Regions from separate parts of the Homo sapiens genome. Here all the other regions are linked to region 2. A link is a loop called in an ENCODE intact Hi-C map of the cell type or tissue named here. Cell type or tissue: endothelial cell of umbilical vein. All regions are shown on one strand. Region 1 has its middle 25 kb from the start of EXOC6. Region 2 has its middle 67 kb from the start of HHEX. Region 3 has its middle 33 kb from the start of EXOC6. Region 4 has its middle 8.6 kb from the start of EXOC6.

Region 1 (5,000 bases), 66 kb after region 2:
TAGGCCATTCTTGTGTTGCTCTAAAGAAATACATGAGGCTGGGCGCGGCGGCTCATGCCTGTAATCCCAGCACTTTGGGAGGCCGAGGCAGGCGAATCATGAGGTCTGGAGTTCAAGACCAGCCTGGCCAACATGGTGAAACCCTGTCTCTACTAAAAATACAAAAAATTAGCTGGGCGTGGTGGCAGGTGCCTGTAATCCCAGCTACTTGGGAGGCTAAGGGAGAATTGTTTGAACCTGGGAGGTGGAGATTGCAGTGAGCCGAGATCGCCTCACTGCACTCCAGCCCGGGTGACAGTGTGAGACTCTGCCTTAAAAAAAAAGAAAGAAAGAAATACCTGAAAGCTGGGCATGGTGATTCACGCCTTAATTCGAACAGTTTGAGAGGCTGAGACAGGCAGATCACTTGAGGTCAGGAGTTTGAGACCAGCCTGGCCAATATGGCAAAACCCCATCTCTACTAAAAATACAAAAATTAGCTGGGCATGGTGGCAGGTGCCTGTAATTCCAGCTATTTGGGAGGCCGAGGCACAAGAATTGCCTGAACCTGAAAGGTGGAGTTGCAGTGAGCTGAGATCATGCCATTGTACTCCAGCCTGGGTGGCAGAGTGAGACTCTGTCTCAAAACAAAAAACAAAAAACAAAAAAAATACCCAAGGCTGGGTAATGTATAAAGTAAAGAGGTTGAATTGGCTCATGGTTTTGCAGGCTGTACAGGAAGCATGGCAGCATGGCGGGGCTTCTGCTCAGCTTGTTGGGAGGCCTCAGGATGCTTACAATCAGAAGGTGAAGGGAAGAAGGCATCTCACATGGTGGCAGCAGGAGCAAGTCCAGGAGGTGCCACACTCTTTTAAAAAACCAGATCTCATCAGAACTTACTTACTATGGTGAGGACAGCACCAGGCTATGAGAGATCTGTCCCCATGACCCAAACACCTCCCACCAGGCCCCAGCTTGAACACTGGGGATTATATTTCCACCCGAGATTTGGGTGGGGACAAATATCCAAACTGTATCAGCCTGTATTTACCATCCCTCCAAAACCTGTTATTGCACATATATTTAAAAATAAAGTTCAGGACAAAATATTTCCTGAGATTATACTCAGTTAATGAAGACAATTAGGTTTGCAATTAGCTAACTCTTAGTTAAATATATTTAACATCACTTATAGAAGAAAAGAACCCCAAACACATACAAATAAATCAGATTAGGCTTTGTCTTTTGATTAATGTTTTTTTCACCGAACAGGAAAATACTCATTAACAAAAGTTTCGAGAACAATAAAGCAACTGGAGGTTATTAATATGAAAATATTGTCGATTGTTCCTCCGTAGAAATCTCCCTGGACAGCCCACTTCCTGAAAAATGACTCAGCAAAAACTCCCAGAGAAGAGTTGTTCATACTTCATACAATTGTTCAGGCCAGAGCTTATTTCTTATCTATAAAGTCCCCTTGTGATGGATGATTCATGATTCTTTTCATTTATGGGCTTTGAATGCAAACTATTTCTTAATGTAAACAAATGGCTTCAGTATTTAAAGCAAAATATTTCCGTTTGTTTAGTACTATTTCCTATTTTATGCCTGAAACTGTGTTTTTGAAGGAATTGTTTGGTTTCAAAAGAGGGAAAGGGAATGATTGTTTAGAAGAATGTGTGCAAAGGGGCGTGCCTTTGTCATGGGCAGCCTTTGAGATCTGCCTGGAGTCAGAGGGGGCGTGTGGTAGCATGGCCCAAAGAAGCTGGTGTCATGAATTCTGCCTGTAAAAGTTCCAGTTTCCTGTGGGAGAAAAGGGTATCTGACAGGTCTTGAAGTATGCCTTTAAATTCTCTATTCGTTGAAGAGATGCAAACTAGGTGAATGGAAGAGAAATGACACATAGAACAGTTGCTAAAGATACTAGAGAGAAGAGAGCAAGATCTTTAGTGATTTCTTTTCTCTTTTCTTTTCTTTTTTCTTTTTTTTTTGAGACAGAGTTTCACTCTCATTGCCCAGGCTAGAGTACAGTGGCGCGATCTCAGCTCATTGCAACCTCCGGCTCTGGGGTTCAGGCGATTCTCCTGCCTCAGCCTCCCAAGTAACTGGGACTACAGGCGCCCGCCACCATGCCCAGCTAATTTTTTGTATTTTCAGTGAAGACGGGTTTCACCATGTTGGCCAGGATGGTCTCTACCTCTTGACCTCGTGATCTGCCCACCTCGGCCTCCCAGAGTGCTGGAATTATAGGCTTGAGCCACCGTGCCTGGCCGATCTTTAGTGATTTCTAATGACATTTTACAATTGTCAGTATAAAAAAATAGAATGAAAACGTGCAAGAGCATGAGACAGTTTCAATGACGTATGTGCCAAAAATTGACCACTAGGTAGCACCATAATCTAGCTCTACGACTCTAGCACTGTGTTGATTCTGTATTGGCCAGGATGCAAACGTTTTAAGATTTATGTCTGAGAAAAGACCAACAAAAGCAGCTGTAAATTATTCAATCAGAAGACCCTAACGTAACAAACTGAAGAGGTATAAGGTTTACCAAGTATTTATTTGGTGAAGTTTCTACTATAGCAATTATTTTTATTCAGAACCCAGAGAAACGAAGATGGAAGAGATTTTGAGCCTTCTCTTAAAAAAACACCTAGATTTGCATGAAGATAAAGAAAAAGAGGCCGGGCGCGGTGGCTCACGCCTGTAATCCCAGCACTTTGGGAGGCCGAGGCGGGTGGATCATGAGGTCAGGAGATCGAGACCATCCTGGCTAACAAGGTGAAACCCCGTCTCTACTAAAAATACAAAAAATTAGCCGGGCGCGGTGGCGGGCGCCTGTAGTCCCAGCTACTCGGGAGGCTGAGGCAGGAGAATGGCGTGAACCCGGGAAGCGGAGCTTGCAGTGAGCCGAGATTGCGCCACTGCAGTCCGCAGTCCGGCCTGGGCGACAGAGCGAGACTCCGTCTCAAAAAAAAAAAAAAAAAAAAAAAAAGAAAAAGAAAAAGAATAATTATAGTTAATTAAAACAATTAGTCTAGAATTTCCTTGTCAAATTAGAAAAACACCAGTTTAATGAAGTAGTAAACATTCCTCATACTTGTTTTGAGTAGAACAGTTGCTAAAGATACTAGAGAGAAGACGGCAAGATCTTTAGTGATTTCTTTTCTCTTTTCTTCTTTTTTTTTTGAGACGGAGTTCCGCTCTTGTTGCCTAGGCTAGAGTACTCATACTTGTTTTGATTCATCAGTGTCTTTATCATTCCTACTTAAGTCTTCCATTCACTTGGAAGTACTTCCATTCAGTACATGCCCACTACATACCTAACATCATCTAGATGCCTTGAATCTAAAGAAGCATGAGGCACATGCCTTGCCTTTGCATAGCACATGGCCCAGCAAGGTGGACAAATATATAACAAAACAACAGTATTAAGGGATAAGAACTTCAGTAAAGACATGTTCAAAAGATTTATGGGAGATAGCAGCAAATTACAAAATAAGTGGCATTTGAACAAAGTCTTGTAAGATAATGGTAATAACTGACACTTATTGATGCTCATTATGTGTCAAACCCTCTCCTAAATACTTTACCTAACAAATGCTTAGAAGTCGTGTAATCATCACAACCACCATTTGAGGAAGGTGACACTATTATTATCCCCCTGTTAGAGACAGGAAAACTAGTTTGGGAAATGCATTCTAGATAAAGGAAGTAACACGTATAAAGGCTCAGAAATGTACAAAACCATGGCATGTTCCAAGGAGCAGGTGGATTAGACCAGTAGTAACATTCTAATATTCATAGAAATACCATGACCTCTAGGATTTTATAAACAGAAAAATGAGGTAAGTCGTATCAGAGATTTTGAATAGATTTTTTAAAACTTTTTTAATTTAAAAATTTAATTTTTAATTTATTTTAAAAAAGTTTTTTTGTAGAGATGGGGTCTAGCTATGTTGCCCAGGCCAGTCTCAAACTCCTGGCCTCAAGCGATCCTTCTGACTGGCCCCACAAAGTGCTGAGATTACAGGCATGAGCCACTGTGCCCAGCCAACTATTTTCCTATTACTTAGAAATTTTATTATTTAAGGAATAGTAGGAATATAATTTACTGAGAAATCACAGATCCGTTGAAAGATCAAACCATTTTTGTTATGAAATATTATATCCTGAATTTTTAAAAGATGATATGGAAAATATATAATGGCTCTGTAGAATCACAATTTTTAATGCCACAGATTTTTCTTAAAATGCTAACTTTCTAGCCGGGTGTGGTGGCTCATGTGTCTAATCCCAGCAATTTGGGAGGCTGAAGAGGGCGGATCACCTGAGGTCAGGAGTTCAAGACCAGCCTGGCCAACATGGAGAAACCCCATCTCTACTACAAATTAAAAAATTAGCTGGGTGTGGTGGTGGGTGCCTGTAATTCCAGCTACTCCAGAACCTGAGGCAGGAGAATTGCTTGAACCCAGGAGGCCGAGGTTGTAATAAGCTGAGGTCGTGCCACTGCACTCCAGTCTGGGCGACAAGAACGAAACTGTCTCAAAACACAAAACACAAAACTAACTTTTTAATAACAAACTGTTTTATTGTAACTCTGCTGAAAATAACAATGCTATAGTTTTAGAACTTAACTGAATATCTTGAAAGATTTCCTAATGTTGAAATACTACTACTGATACAATGAAAACAACTTTTAACTATTTTATTTTAGATAGCATTTGCAAGACAAACTCTGTGATATCATAATTAAATATTTATTGGTTGCTCTTTACTTACAAACCACTCTGTTCCTGTGTCCAGATTATTTGTTAGGCAAATATTTATCGAACACCTATGTTGTGCCAGCCATGGTGTTAGCTTCTGTAGGAGCAAAACAACAATAAGGGCCCAACTCTCTGCTTACCTATCTGTCTCCACCCTTTTCTCAGGCAAGCAGCCCCATGCTCACCACCCTGGCCATACTTTCACTTCCCTGGCCATGTCCTCTCTCCACATTAGCGGTCCCTGTTCCCAC
Region 2 (5,000 bases):
TCATCTCACAATTTTTCTCAAAGGCCTTTAGGACTGCTGCATTCTTTTTGAGATCCTTGCCTAGAAAACAATCTAGGAGCAGAACACGATGAGAGGTCAACAGCATTTTTTTTTTTTTATTAAGATGGAGTCTCGCTCTGTTGCCCAAGCTGGAGTGCAGTGGCACGATCTCAGCTCACTGCAGCCTCCGCCTCCCGGGTTCAAGGAATTCTCCTGCCTCAGCCTCCCGAGTAGCTGGGGCCTGCCACCACGCCTGGCCAATTTTTATATTTTTAGTAGAGGCAGGGTTTCTCTATGTTGGCCAGGCTGATCTCGAACTACTGACCTCAAATGATTCACCCATCTCGGCCTCCCAAAGTACTGGGATTACAGGTGTAAGCCACCACACCCAGCCATTTTTTTTTTTTTTTTGAGACAGAGTCTTGCTTTTGTTGCCCAGGCTGGAGTGCAGTGGTGGGATCTCAGCTCACTGCAACCTCTGCCTCCCAGGTTCAAGCGATTCTCCTGCCTCAGCCTCCTGAGTAGCTGGGATTACAGGCGTGTCCCACCATACTTGGCTAATTTTTGTATTTTTAGTAGAGACAGGGTTTCACCATGTTGGCCAGGCTGGTCTCGAACTCCTGATCTCAAATGATCCACCCACCTCGGCCTCCCACAGTGCTGGAATTACAGGCGTGAGCCACCACACCCATCCTGTCAAGCAGTATTAGTGCAATGTTTCCCCACCACACTCAGTCTAAAGCCACACTTCACGCCTACCAGGCCCTGCACTTTCTGGATCCGCCTTCCTTTCCAGCCTCCTATCCTATCCTCTCTCTTCATGTAATTTATTTTGGACACACAGGCTTTCCTTTAGTTCCTCAAAGGCACAAAACTCTTTCCTAACTCAGGACTTGCGAATAGACTGTTTTCTCTACTGGAGCTGTCTTCCTTCATTCATTGGTCGTTTGGATGATTCAGGCCTGAATACCACATCATCAGTTGGGCCTCCACTGGTATTAATATTTGGGCCTCCACTGACCACCTCATCTAAACGGAAATTGGACCACCCTATTCTTTCTCTTCAGAGCACTTAACATTATTTGCGTGTTTAATATCTGCTTCTCTAACTAGACTGGGAAGTCCATGAGGTCAGGGGCTATCTCTTTTTTGTTTACCACTGCATTTCCTAGCACGTAGTAAGCACTCAATATTTACTGGCCAGGTGCGGTGGCTCACGCCTGTAATCCCAGCACTTTGGGAGGCCCAGGCAGGCAGATCACTTGAGGTCAAGAGTTCGAGATCAGCCTGGCCAACGTGGTGAAACCCTGTCTCTACTAAAAATACAAAAATTAGCCAGGCATGGTGGCAGACGCCTGTAATCTCAGCTACTTGGGAGGCAGATGGAGGAGCATAGCTTGAACCCAGGAGGCGGAGGCTGCAGTGAGCTGAGACTGCACCACTGTACTCCAGTCTGGGTGATAAAGTGAGACTCATTTCAAAAACAAAAAAAAAAATTTACTAAATGAATGAATGAATGCATTCGCAGAAAATTCCCAGCACAATCTGCTCTTATTGGTTGTTTCTATATGACACAACCTACATAAACACTTAGTGAAATTGCCACGTTGACCCTGTTTTGGTATTGTAGAAACAGCTATTGGCCCTTGGATAAGTTGGCAAGGATTCCAATGTGTGTTTATTCAAACTGAATGGGCCTCTTTAGGGGCTCAGTGAGAACCCCAGGAGCCAGTTAATGCAACCTCAGTTCTCTCAATCTGACTTCTTGTAAAATTTCAGAGACATTCTCTTGGCTAAGAAGATAACTGAGATTTCAAGTTAGAACTGTAGTATCCTTAACAGAGAAAAGCAAGTGAATCTCAAGTGACCGATTTTGCCTGAGTAAAATCGGAATTAAATCATATGTGGAATTACGACAGAGTCATTGGATGACAATCAGCTTTGTTTCGTTTTTCTGGGACCACATGAAAAAGAGGTTATTTATTAAGAATGGAATAGTTCCTTTAAAATTCTGTAGCAATCATGTCTCTCTCTCTTTTTTTTTCCTTCCAGTCCATGGAAAGTGTTATCTCAGGCAGCTTTGTGCAGGAAGTTGGGTTTATCACTTCCTCACAGTTGCAGTTTGTCTAGGACTTAGCTACATGCTATCAGATTACATCAAAATGTAGGCCTTTGTGTGTTTAACTCATCAAAGGAGTGGGCCCTCAGGACTTGATATCACTTCACTGCAAACGCAGCCATGTAGCAAAACAAAGCCTATCTAAACAGGACACAACTATTTCTGTTGTGCGGCAGCTCCGCTAGCTCGCGCTTTCAGAAATGGTTGGGTTTTGGGTTTCAGGTGTCTGCACTGTTTCACTTCTTGTTTTTATATTTGTATCTTTTTAGAATTGCAGTCATTTGCCTGGTTATGTGCAAGGAAGGAAAACCCAAAATATTACCTATGAGGGAGGAGGCAAGATTGCCCCAATCCACAGTGTCAGTTGGAGGTAGCACTAACCCTTACCTCATCTTCTTGATTTTCACTTGAGAACTCAGTTGCTGCGGTCTCAGTAGTCTGGGCTTCAGGGCTGGCCATGTGGGGGTTTCAAACCTTGACTTCCCTGTGTCCTGGGGCAATTATTTCACCTCTGCGTTTCAGTGTTCCCATCTGAAAAATGAAGTTAATAATAGCACCTGCCTCATAGCTTCATGGTATGGAATAAATGACACAGATTAAAGAATATATGAAGAGCGCTTATAAAAAGTGCTCCCCATTGGAGGGATATCAGGATTTTAAAGTCTGAGGGGATACCACGCCCCAGGCCCTGCAGAGCAGCAAGACTAGCTGGCAGGGCAGCCAGTCCCAGGCTGGGCAAAGTTTCTCAGGCTGTACTTCCACCTTTGGGGCCTCGTTACTATTTTCTTCTCCGTGGAGTTCCCTCTTCTCTGTGGTGGGCTTTCTGCCAGATGCTGCCTCTATTGGCGGCCACAGGAAGCCAATGCAACTGTGAAGTAATACTTCTGCCTCAGGCCTGGCTCCGCCCTGTTGACCAAGGGTTTTTAGATCTGCTCAGCCAACTCTTTTTAATGCCTTGCCTAAAAAGGACTTCTCACCCAGCCCTGCTGCACTAGGATATGGCTGGCTGCCCCAGAGGCTTTGGACAGACAGTTTTCTGGAGAGAGAAAGGGTGGAGCGGACTTCTCCCTCTCAGCTCAATTCTTCAGGAGTTTGGGGTATCATTTTGTGGCAAGTCTCTCATATGATGCTCATTTACCAAAAGCAGGTGTTAAAGGAAGAGGGAGAGAGCTTGATTCTGTACAATCTCTTTGAGCCAGTGGAATAGAATGAGGCACTCTTAAAAAAATGATTTGCATCAGGAAGTATGCGAACTTTCACAGGCCTATGACCGGAAAGAAATTTAAGTTACACCTAAAAAATTGTATGCTTTAAGAAGGTAAATGGTTTTTCTTTTTCTTTTTTAAAATCTGAAACAATTTTGCATAGAAAATTGCAATCAGCCTAAGGGTTTGTTGCTGTTTTTTTTTTGCCTCACTTGGCCAGAGAGACTTTATTGCTTCTTTATACGTCAGTTATTCACTGATAGCTTGCTATCTTCATAGCTTCCTCCGATCCAGACCGTGAGGTGGCAGGTGTCCTGTGAGCCACACTCTGCCTCAGCTGTTTAGAGAATCACTTTGGAGACACCAGTCACCTCCATTCAGTGCTGCTGGCTTAGGGTTGGTGCCACAGGTTCCCATCCATTGGATTTTGCCTCTCTGTCCCTGGCATGGGCTCTTAGGCTGTCTTTTCAGCTTTTGCCCTTAGTATAATAGCACATGATAGTGTGGAATAGCCACAGCCACTCAGATCTGTTTCTTAGACTCCTCTTAATGGCCACAGGGTCAGTTTCACCTCACCCTCAAATCCTAAGCAGGACGCAGATTCCCTGTGTGTCTCTGGTATCCTGGGCTTCCCCTTGACTAGGAATAGAATTGGGACATTTGCCTACAGCCCTCTTAGGATAACTGTGACTGCTAAGTGAAGACCAGCACTTTCTGTTAGATTGATGAGATTAAACTTCTTTTTTTCCAATTATAATAGCAATAAATGTGTTTTCTTTACACATACACATACACACACCCCTATGCACAGAAACGTATAAAGTTTAAATTTTCAGACCTTCATATTAAGGCTACTAATGATAATTTGTTTGTTGTATGCTGTTCTAAGATTTATTTCAGTACAATAAAAGCATCATAAAAAAGAAAAAGATAATGGGATGTACACATACTCTTCTGAAACTTACGTGATTTCCTTCATAGTATATGTTGTATAGATTTAAATGTCAGTATATACAGATTTACCTTCTTATTTTGAGCGGCTGTGGCTATTCCACAGAATAATGTGCTATAATTTATTTACTCAGTTTCTTATTGGTAGACTTTGGACTATTTCAGCCTTTTTTTTTTTTTTTGGTTTAACAAACAGTACAGTACTACTGAACATCCTTGTGCAAACATTTTTGTGCTTATGTGTATTTCTGTAGAATTGTTGGGTTAAAGGTACATACCCTTGAAATTTTAACATGCATTGCTAAATTGAGTACCAGTGTAACAGCTTGCAATCTACCCAAAAGTCAGAAAAGTCTTGTTTCCCCAAACATGTATCAGCCTTAGTATTAGCAAATTTTATAGAGCTGATAGGCAAAAAAATTTGTTTTCATTTGTGTTTCCTTTGTTATTCACAAAACTGAACATCTTTTAAAGATGTGTTTTAGTTACCTGTATCTCCTCCTCTGTGAGTTTTCTGTTTGTATTGTTTGTCCATTGAAAAGTTGGACAAATGAACAAAAGTTGGACAAAGTTGAATTGTCTTTTTAATGACCTGAGCATCAGTTAGGATGTTTTGGCCTATAAATACAGAATCCTTACTAAAAGGTGGCTTATATTTATTGCTTATTATATTCCAAACACAGTGTCTGGATGGAGGTAGGGCATTCCAGGGCTGGGAAGTGGCT
Region 3 (5,000 bases), 59 kb after region 2:
CCTCTGCCTTCTGGGTTCAAGCAATTCTCCTGTCTCAGCCTCCCAAGTAGCTGGGACTACAGGCACACACCACCATGCCCAGCTAATTCCTTTTGTTCTTTTCTCAAAAATTCAACCACTCTTTTCCATCTTCATTGTCATGATAACCTTGCTTCCTATACACTGAGAAAACGGAAGTGAGCAGAAGAAAACTTCCATAAGGTCCCACAACAACATCTACCCACCTACCGAAATCTGGGCTTATAGACTCTTCCTTCTCTTCTGTTTCCGTGGAAGAACTCTCCATGCTCTTTTTAAAGACCATCACTTCCACTTACACACTAGAACCCTACCCCCTTCCCTCCCTTGCCTACAAAGTCAAGGACAGTGCTGCAGGCAATCCTCCCTTCACTCCCCTGCATTGTCACTTTCTGCCTTTTTTCCCAGTACCATATAAGCATCTCTCATCATAAAAAAAAATCTCATCTCTTGGTCCCACTTTCCCTTCTAGCTTACTACACACCCCAACCCCCATTTCTCTCTTTCCTTTTATAGCAAAATTCCGCAAAATAGTTGTATCTACTTGTTATCTCCAATTCTCCTCTTATTTCTTCTCCTTTTACCCCCACCACCCACTGAAATTACTCTTAAAAGGCAAACGTAGCAAATGTAGTGGTCTTATTTGACCTATCAGCAGCATTTAAAACAGTGACTCCCTGCTCATAAAGACTTCTTCCACATGGCTTCCACCACACTCCTGGTTTTCCTTCCACCTCACTGCTTCTCATCTTCTTGTCGGGTTCTTTCAGTTTTCCTGGGCTGTCTGTGCCCTAAATGAGAACATGCATTCCTGTTCTCCCGCTTAGCCAGCTTATGGTTAACACTGCCTGCTGGTTAACACTTAGCCATCCACAACAGTGGAGTGCCCCAGGGCTTATTGTTTGGAGCTCTTCCGTTTTTCATCTGCACATACTACTTTAATGATTTCATTCAGTCTCAGGGATTTAAATACTATCTATGTATTGCTTGCTTCTAAATGTATATATCTCCAGTTTGTACCACCTCCTTGTGCTCCAGACTCTATGTCCACCTTCCAACTCAACGTCTCCATTTGAATGTCTAATAAACATCTGAGCCTCTGATCTCCTTCCACTCCCATTCTGAACCTGCTCCTCCCACCGTGTTCTCTTTTTCTCAGTAAGTGAACAACTCTATTCTTCCAGCTGCTTAAACAATAACAAAAAAATTTGGTGTCACCCTGGATTTCTCTTTCTCTCAGACCTCGCATTCTAATCCATTAGCAAATCCTGTTGGCTCTACCTTCAAAACATATTCAGAATCTGACCACCTTTCCCCATGTCCATCACTACCACCCTGGTCCAAATCCCCTTCTAGCTGGTCTCCCTGATCTGGCTACCTCTGATAAATAGCAGACATGAGATTCAGACCCAATTATTCTTCTATTTTGAAGACTTTGATCTTTTATGTGGGCTTTTCTGTCCCTCTGCTTCATCTTTTATGGTTGCAATTGTGGATACCTCCCCTATATCCATTCCCCCATTCTTTCTTCTTTAGACCAGATAAAGACTATCTTTCCCAACATCATGTGCAGGTAGGTTTGGCCATGTGACTAAGCCCTGACCAATGAGATAAAAGCAGAAGTAGCCGGATTGAACTTCCCGGAAAACCCTTATGTAAGGGGGACACACAGCTGGTCCACATCCTTTTTGTCCTTCCCCAGCCTCCTTCCTGCTGCCTGGACTGGGGGCTTGGTGGCTGGATCTGCAGCAGTGTTTTTGTATCCTGAGATGACCTTGAGAATGGAAGTCACTTGCTAAAGCTAGAAAGCAGAAAAGTAGAAGCAGTCTGGGTGTCTGATGACTTTGTGGAGCTACCATACCAGGTTTAGACTGCCCTAGTCCTTATCTGGACTCTTTTGCATGAGAAACTTAATAATATAATTTGCATTAAATATAAGGTATGGCTTACAAAATAACGAGACTGAGTCCATAGGTTTTCACCAAAGGTAAGCTCCATTACTTTAAGACTCTAAATAAAGGTTAAAGCAGTTACTACTCTCAATTCCTTCCACTGAAACATCATCTTAAGACAAATTTCTGTATAATACAAACTTTGGATCTTTATGAATATTTAAACATTACAAACTCTTCCAAAAGAAAAGGAGAATAATGGGATTGTCCACTGTGTCAGAATTTGACTAATATGATGTTGATGCCTTATAAATGACTTCAAAAAATGTATGGTCCTGATCTTTCCTGTTATTGAGATAAAGTTTTAAACCTCCAAATCACAAACCTGCCTCCAAGGATATAAATTGCAAGCCTAGTTAAGCAGAGAGAGAAACAGTTGAGTCTTATTTACCAGTATGGAAAGCTGGTTGGGAGGTGGTTTGTACTGTGTTGGGTCCCTCTTGAGATTTAGGCCATGGATCTGGTCATAATTCATCTTTAAGATGAATTCTGATTGATGGAAAGAACATATTCCTTCAAGTGTTGTCTCTTTCACTTACTAGACAAGTCATTTAACCTCTGAGAGTCTTAGTATTTTTAAAAAATTGATAGAATGGAAATAATACCAAAACCAGCTATTCCATAGGGCTGTTGAAATAAAATGAGGGCATATATGCAAAAGTACCTAGTTCATAGTAGTCACTCAATAAATATTTGTTCATTCATCTTGATAATATGTTGCATTTCATAAATGCTTTAGAATTTTTGAAATGCTTTCACATACTGTACAAGTTATTGTCAAAATACCAAGCACTGATCAACACTTCCTCTAGGGGCTTTTGGATGTATTTTAATTGTTTTAGGATGTGACCAACTTTGTGGAGCCGAGTTAGTTGGCTTCATTATTCCCCTGCAACATTTCCTTTGCACTCATTGATTTCCATGGCTACATGATGATTACTTCCTGAGAAACAAAGGAACACATGTGTTTGGAAGTCAAAAGGAAGCATACAGATCACCTATTGAACCATAACCCTGTAAAATGTGGTATAAATGGAAACTTTTCTTTTTATCATAGTGTGTTTGAAATGAAGGAATTCACATTAGTCATTCTCTCAGTTTCTACTCTACAATAGCTGTCCTTGTAAGGGGCCAGATTGTGTCAGGCCTTATAAACCAAATTAACTCCAAAAATTTTGTAAGATAAACTATTTACAACATCAAAATTTCTGAGTGGTGACCAATCCAGAAAAGTGACAGTAGGCAATGGGAAATTTGAAGACAAAGAATGGGTGGAGGAAGAAATAAATCACCACTCAAGCATACTGGTTCCATTTTACTACCTTATGAGTTATTGACTACTTTATTAATTATTTACTACATTGATTAATTATTCCAGCAAACATTTATTGAAAACTTTTCTGTAGGAGGTCCTGTACTAAGTGCTCTGAGAACTACAGAAGTGAATAACACCCAAAAGTGGTCTTCAAAGAATTCAGTTTAATATTGGAAATAAAGCATATATGTCCTATCCAAATTATGTCCTATGAGATGTACCATTCAGGACCTAGAGTGGTTTTGAAGAGGGGGCTGTCTGTGTTGAATCTTGAAGAACATATAGAAATCTGTTTACCAGGTAGACAGACGGAAGTGCATTCCAGATGAAAGGAACAGCATCTACAAATGCCCAGAGGTACCCAGGTCAGAGCTAATGAAGAAGAGCTAGGTAGAGATTGACCTGGAGAGAAAGAGCAGGTTGGGAATACCTGTGTGGGGATATTATCATTATTAGTAGGTGGGTGTTTGATGCATGGAAATTGACTTACAGTGGGAGGAGAGGGAAGTTAATGAGTTCAATTTTGGACATGATGATGGGATAGGATATTCTGGTGGAGATGTAATGTAGGTGTTAAAAATGAAGTTTGGCGCTTAGGGGAGAAGTGCAGTTGGAGATCTAGATTTGAGACTCATCAACACACAAGTGGAAGATGAACACACAGGACCCTAAAGTAAGAGGAAGGGAGAGTTGAGGACAGAATCATGGGAAACAACTACATTTAGAAGACAAACAGATGAAAAGGAACTTGGAAAGGAGGCTGAGAATGAGAAGCCGGGGGATATGAATAAAGACCACAAGAAAATAGCAGCTTCCCCCTTTATCCATGGTACAGTCCTTCTTTAGTGATGATTGGGGAATGTTGAAGCAGAATAGGAAACACTAAAGGAGTGTTTAATCCAGTCCTTTTTATTTGCATTACTTTCCTAGGAGTCAAGGCTCATTTTTCTTCGCCCCATGAATAAGCTCCAGGAGCCTGGGCAGACCAAATAGGCGGTTATTCCTGGGTTGCATGCCGGATGGAAAGTTCTAGGAGTCAGGTCAAAAGGGATGGTCCTGGATTGTGAAGCACCAATGAGCCAGGGAGGCCTATCACATAGTGGTTCTGAGCTCTAGAGTTAGGCAGATCTGTGTTCAGATCCTGACTCTAAGGTCCAGAGATGGATTCTTGCAGTAGGTGTGCAAGCCACCCTGGGTATAGGGTGCACATTCTCAGTCCAAGACCTCACGCCCCCGACAAGTTAATTTGGAATAAAAAAGAAATTTCTCCACTGACCTGTTGGCTTCTCAAAGGCTTGGCACATGGAAGGTCCTTAAATCTATAGTCTTTGTAAAATGATGAATGAGCACATAACAAACTTAAGAACAGTACATTGGAAATAACTTTATAATAAACAGGTGAACATTGTGGTCACCTAGCATTTTCATGGGCAACTTATCTTTTGGAAACTGATCATTGAACATCAGAGAAATATCCACATGTGTCCATTTGAAAAGATGTAGAGGAACAATCCTTTTCACCAGACCAAAAAATAGAAATCAGTTAATTAAAATAATTATCTTCAGTGGTACATAATAACTTTCCTCATTATGGCATAATACTAACGCTTCTATAGGGTTAATTACTTTCCTGGCACTATTCTGAAGACCTTATTTTCATTACTTAATTTAATCTCCCAACAAACTTATGAGACAGGAGCTTGTCTATTACGTAG
Region 4 (5,000 bases), 83 kb after region 2:
GGGAGGCTGAGGTGGGAGATCGCTTGAGGCCAGTTGAAGACCAGCTGAAGCAACATAGTGAGACCCTGTCCCTATAAAACACTTTTTAAAATTAGTTGGTGGCTTGTGCCTGTAGTCTCAGCTACTCGGGAGGCCAAAGGGGGAGGCTCACTTGAGCCCAGGAAGTCAAGACTGCGGCGAGCTGTGATCATGCCACTGCACCCCAGCCTGAGTGACAAGAGTAAGACCCTGTCTCCAAACACAAACCAAAACCAAAACCAAAAGAAAACTATAAGCTATAAGGGTTGAGAGGGTGGAAAAGGAGTTTGGCTGGAGGCAGCTGAAGGCCCTGCCTTGAGGCCCCGGAATGAACAGTGAGAGAAAGGTTAGGATACTGGGACTGGAAATGCAAGAGAGAAACATTCCCAGGGAAAAGCTTACACCTGGGAATTGAGGTAGAGAGAATACTGAAGCGTTTACCTACGTGTTTTTCCCTGTCACAGAAAAAAGGCATTGCTTTGGCAAATATTTTCTGCTGTAAAATCCTGAACTCTGTTAGCTTCCTTTCCCTGCCCACCTTGTTTTGCAGGTAGGCAACCTGAGGTGGCCTATTTGAGGTCAGAGTTCATATCTGGGCCAGGTGGAGTTTGCTCCCCTAAAAAGGTGAGCTCAGAGAGCTCAGTGACTCAGGACTCAAGAGATGGTTTCTACCAGTGTAATTCAAGGGTAACTGAACGGCACTTCTTTTGCAGAGCATTCAAACCTTCCCGCATACTCATTCCCACACATCATCTGGGAAAACAAGTCTCCTCTGTCTCAGACGTCATGAGTGGGTTGTGGCGACCAAGAGTCATTGTCAATGGCCTATAATGCCTTTCACCCCACCAGGCTGTGTTCTTCCCACCTCCTGACTTTATACATGGCTACTCCCAGGACAAGCTTCTTCCAGATGGTCCAGCTCGTTTCCTGCCTGACTTTCCCAATGAGCCCTTGTGTTGGCTCCTTTGGCCCTCTTTTTGAAAGAGTGGACAAGAATCAGATGATTCTGAGGTCTTGCATTTGTTTTCATTTTGTGTGTGAAATGGTGTTTAAGGCCCATAGCATTAAGTTTGAAGGAAAGATAGTTTCAGGAGAGAGCTGAGACTCTATACTTTTCCCAAGGTTTATTTGCATTGCCAATGAAACATCCATTAAAGCCATCTCAGCCAACTATAGAGTTTGAATTGGGGAAGAAAATACCACGGTGGAAAAGTAGAATTTGATGTTAGCCATGCAGATGGCGACTGAACTTAAGAAAAAAGGGAGAAATGTAAAGGAAGGCCTACTGTCAGTGCCTGTGTTGTCCCAGCATGGTTTAGCTTTGGCCATTCAAAATCCCCTACCTAGGCCAGGCACGGTGGCTCACACCTGTAATCCCAGCACTTTGGGAGGCTAAGGCCAGCTCACTTGAGGTCAAGAGTTCAAGACCAGCCTGACCAACATGGCAAAACCTCATCTCTACTGAAAAATACAAAAATTAGCCAGTCGTAGTGGTGCACGTCTGTAGTCCCAGCTACTTGGGAGGCTGAAGCGGGAGAATCACTTGAACCTGGGAGGCGGAGGTTGCTGTAAGCCGAGATCGGGCCACTGCACTCTGGCCCGGGCGACAGAGTGAGACTCCTCTAAAAAAAAAAAAAATCCCCTAGCTTGCAGAATATTGGTAGGCTGAAACTTACGGGCAGGTAAAGTCTGCAACTAGTTTTGCTGCCCTAATCTTTTTGCCCTGGGCATCATTGTTTTCATTGCTTGCAACCACAGGCTAATTTCCACTGGATGTTCTCATTCTGTTTAGGTTTCCTGATTTTCACTGTAGCCTCTCCATCTGGTGTAGATGTGCCTGGCTCCTTGCCAGCTCCTTCCGCTAGGGGGCGTGACTGTCCCTGGGAGACTTAATGGCTGTCCGGGGCCATGTTCGAGGAAACAACATTAGTCCCTGTTTTACTCAGTATTATCAAATTCCTTGCACAAGGATGGTCAATAGGTTTCAAGTAGCATATCGATTCAATGCATTGGGAATGGTTGCCTGAATCTTCATATTGAGGATGATCCTGATAAATTAGTGACGGTAGTATGGTCCTAGGATAGGGTAGTAGCAGTGTTCATAACATTTATTTACCATATTCACACTAGAACTTCCTGCTGTCAGGCATCACCCATCAGACCTGCTCCCCTGGATACTGACTCAGACCTGGATGTAGCCTGGGGCTCGTGATGCCCCTTGGGGTCCTGCAGGTGTGTTGTTAGCCCCTTAGAACAGGTCCTGAGGTCACAATGTCTGAACCGACTTGGGTTCAGAAGTCACAGCATGTTTTGTGGCTGTAGCTGAGCCTGAGATGATAAAATCATGGACACATTGTAGGGTACTGCAAAGTTAGTGGGAGGTAGAAAGGTGGGGGGCTGTGGGGCGGGGGTGGATGTCTAAAGAAGGCCCTGCAGAGGGCTGGGAAAAATAGGAGGAAAAGGGAATTGTACAAGATGACGTACCAGAAGAAATTTTTGTAATTGTTTTATGATAACATAATTGTTTTACACTTGTATTCACAGACTCTCTCAGGCACTTTTCCAAAAGCTGACCATGAAGTTTTATCAGTTTAAGAGCAAACAGGATATCATATTTCTTTGACTTTAATGTTTTTAGGAATAAAGATAACGTGCTTTTAGGAAAGGAAAGAAAACATTAAAAAAAAAAACCCTAAACTGTATATACTATAAAATCTTAGAATGACATACTAAAACAAAAAATAAGTAGTTAAATTTAACTGTGGATGTTCTAGAATGTTCTTGCTATTTATATCTTTATAAATGTAAGATTTGTATTAAATCTTATTTTATCAAGTATATTCATTAAGATCAAAGGTCTAGATTTTAATCTGGACTGAACATTTACTACTTGTATGATTTTGGCCTTAGTTTCTGAAACTATAAAGTGGGGATTATGATAAAACCTATCTCAAATAATTAGTGTCTATAGGGTGCTTAGCATAATAGTTGGCTGGCACAGAGTAAATAATAAATATTAGTGTTGACTATTATTGTCTAGTTTCCATTTGGGATGGATATTCTAGTATGACTTAATAAATACATACTTTAGAGTCCTGAAGTAAACAATCATGCATAACACCTTGAAATTCTGAGCAGGTGTGAAATATTGAGTTATGTAAATTTTTTAAAACTTTTTTTAATTTGACAAATAATAATCGCATATATTTAGAGTGTAGAACTTTTTTTTTTTTTTGAGACAGGGTCTGTCTCTTGTCAGTCAGGCTTGAATACAGTGGCACAGTCTTGGCTCAAGTGGCCTCTTGGGCTCAAGCAATCCACCCATCTCAGCCTCTTGAGTAGCTGGAACCACAGGTGTGTGCCACCATGCCTGGCTAGTTTTTGTATTTTTTGTAGAGACGAGGTTTCGCCATGTTGTCCAGGCTGGTCTTGAACTTCTGAACTCCAGAAATCCGCCTGCCTTGGCCTCCCAAAGTGCTGGGATTACAGGTGTGTGCCACCATACCCAGCCTATTTATAGGGTATAACGTGACGTTTCACTGTCTGTTTACAGTGTAGAATGATTAAATCAAGCTAATTATTATATCTATCACCTTACATACTTTTTGTGGTGAGAACACTTAAAATCTACTTTGAGCAATTTTGAAATACGCAGTATATTATTATTATTAATTATAGCCACCATTCTGTGCAGTAGATCACCAAAGCTTATTTCTCCCGTCCAGCTGAAACTTTGATTAACATCTTTGATTAACATCTTTCCTTTTCCCATCTATGTCTCTCCTCAGCCTCTGGTAACTACCATTCAACTCTCGACTTCTCTGAGTTCAACTTTTTTAGATTCTACATATAAGTGAGATCATGCAGTATTTGCATTTCTGTGCCTGGCTTACAGTAATGTAAATTTTATTTTGGTTGCATTATATGCAGGGGAGAGAGGTGTCAATTTGAAAAATCACATTCACTAATGCTTATATTTTATACTAATGCAATATCATGACCTGATTTAATCTCTAATGAGAATAGTATAGCGTTCTACATAAAAATGGAGTCCAGAGAAATTGTTCAGAAATAAATTTGGGCCTAACTGTGACAGAGGCTTGCTGCATCTGTTGCACCTCCAAAAAGCCTGGAATGTCTTATGAGACTCGGCTATACAGTTACCCAATTTTTGCTGGACATTTAAGTGATATCATTAGCTATGTGATGTTTATTGCAACACTAGATAAAACTTTAAAAACATTTTTATGTTTAGGAGCCAAATATTCCAACCAGGGGGACAGTTTTGCTTATTTAGTGGTTAAGTGAATGGGTTTTGGAACCAGAAGGATATGGGTTCAAATTCTGCCTTTATAATTACTAATAGAGCTGTTGAAAGGATTAGTTGAATTAGGCATGAAATGTATTAATGAAATGTAATGTCTCATAGCAAATGCTCATTCACTCATTCATTTAGTAAATAAATAATAATGGCACATTTACAATGTGACAGGCAGTGGTCTGGGTGCCGTTGATACAGCAAGATCAAGATCTGGAAAGTCCATGCTCACAGGGAGCTTGTATTTTAGTGAAAAGAGCCAGAAATACACCAAAAAAAAAAGTGTTAATAAGTGCTATGAAGAATAAAAACCAGGCCGGGTGCAGTGGCTCACGCCTGGAATCCCACCACTTTGGGAGGCCGAGGCAGGCAGATCATGAGGTTAGGAGTTCGAGACCAGCCTGGCCAACATGGTGAAACCCTGTCTCTACTAAAAATACAAAAATTAGCCGAGTGTGGTGGTGCACGCCTGTAATCCTAGCTACTCAGGAGGCTGAGGCAGGAGAATTGCTTGAACCCGCGAGGTGGAGGTTGCAGTGAGCTGAGATCACACCATTGCACTCCAGCCTGGGCAACAGAGCGAGACTCTGTCTCAGAAAAAAAAAAAAAAAAAAGGGTAAGGAATAGGAAGATTTAGGGATGCTAATATCCCTAGCCAGGGAGT

The links. Peaks named below come from ENCODE experiments on the same cell type or tissue, not always from the same donor. Only the 100,000 strongest peaks of a DNase experiment are listed, where the experiment ranks them.
Region 1: a loop joins it to region 2, with 7 times the contacts of the local background. A loop is called at or near these places in 12 of 110 quality-filtered maps.
Region 3: a loop joins it to region 2, with 9 times the contacts of the local background. A loop is called at or near these places in 12 of 110 quality-filtered maps.
Region 4: it touches region 2 in a loop (8-fold over the local background); 11 of 110 quality-filtered maps call a loop at or near these places.

Annotation. Positions count from the first base shown.
Region 1 is chr10:92,820,796-92,825,795 of GRCh38, forward strand. No RefSeq gene overlaps it. Among named protein-coding and RNA genes, the nearest start is that of EXOC6, 25 kb to the right of the region's middle. RefSeq lists an enhancer at 1,317-1,611. In endothelial cell of umbilical vein, a CTCF peak has its summit at 2,340 (motif pointing right); DNase peaks (open chromatin) are centred at 1,516 and 2,376; H3K27ac peaks cover 2,294 bases.
Region 2 is chr10:92,754,304-92,759,303 of GRCh38, forward strand. No RefSeq gene overlaps it. Among named protein-coding and RNA genes, the nearest start is that of HHEX, 67 kb to the left of the region's middle. RefSeq lists enhancers at 1-3,929, 2,035-2,179, 2,721-2,920 and cis regulatory regions at 1,900-2,581, 2,098-2,115, 2,744-3,236. In endothelial cell of umbilical vein, no CTCF peak of the experiment used is centred here; DNase peaks (open chromatin) are centred at 1,708, 2,108 and 2,968; H3K27ac peaks cover 3,246 bases.
Region 3 is chr10:92,813,358-92,818,357 of GRCh38, forward strand. No RefSeq gene overlaps it. Among named protein-coding and RNA genes, the nearest start is that of EXOC6, 33 kb to the right of the region's middle. In endothelial cell of umbilical vein, no CTCF peak of the experiment used is centred here; a DNase peak (open chromatin) is centred at 2,874; H3K27ac peaks cover 1,918 bases.
Region 4 is chr10:92,837,429-92,842,428 of GRCh38, forward strand. It overlaps a transcript of EXOC6 not described here. Among named protein-coding and RNA genes, the nearest start is that of EXOC6, 8.6 kb to the right of the region's middle. In endothelial cell of umbilical vein, a CTCF peak has its summit at 1,907 (motif pointing right); DNase peaks (open chromatin) are centred at 1,883, 2,123 and 2,343; H3K27ac peaks cover 3,450 bases.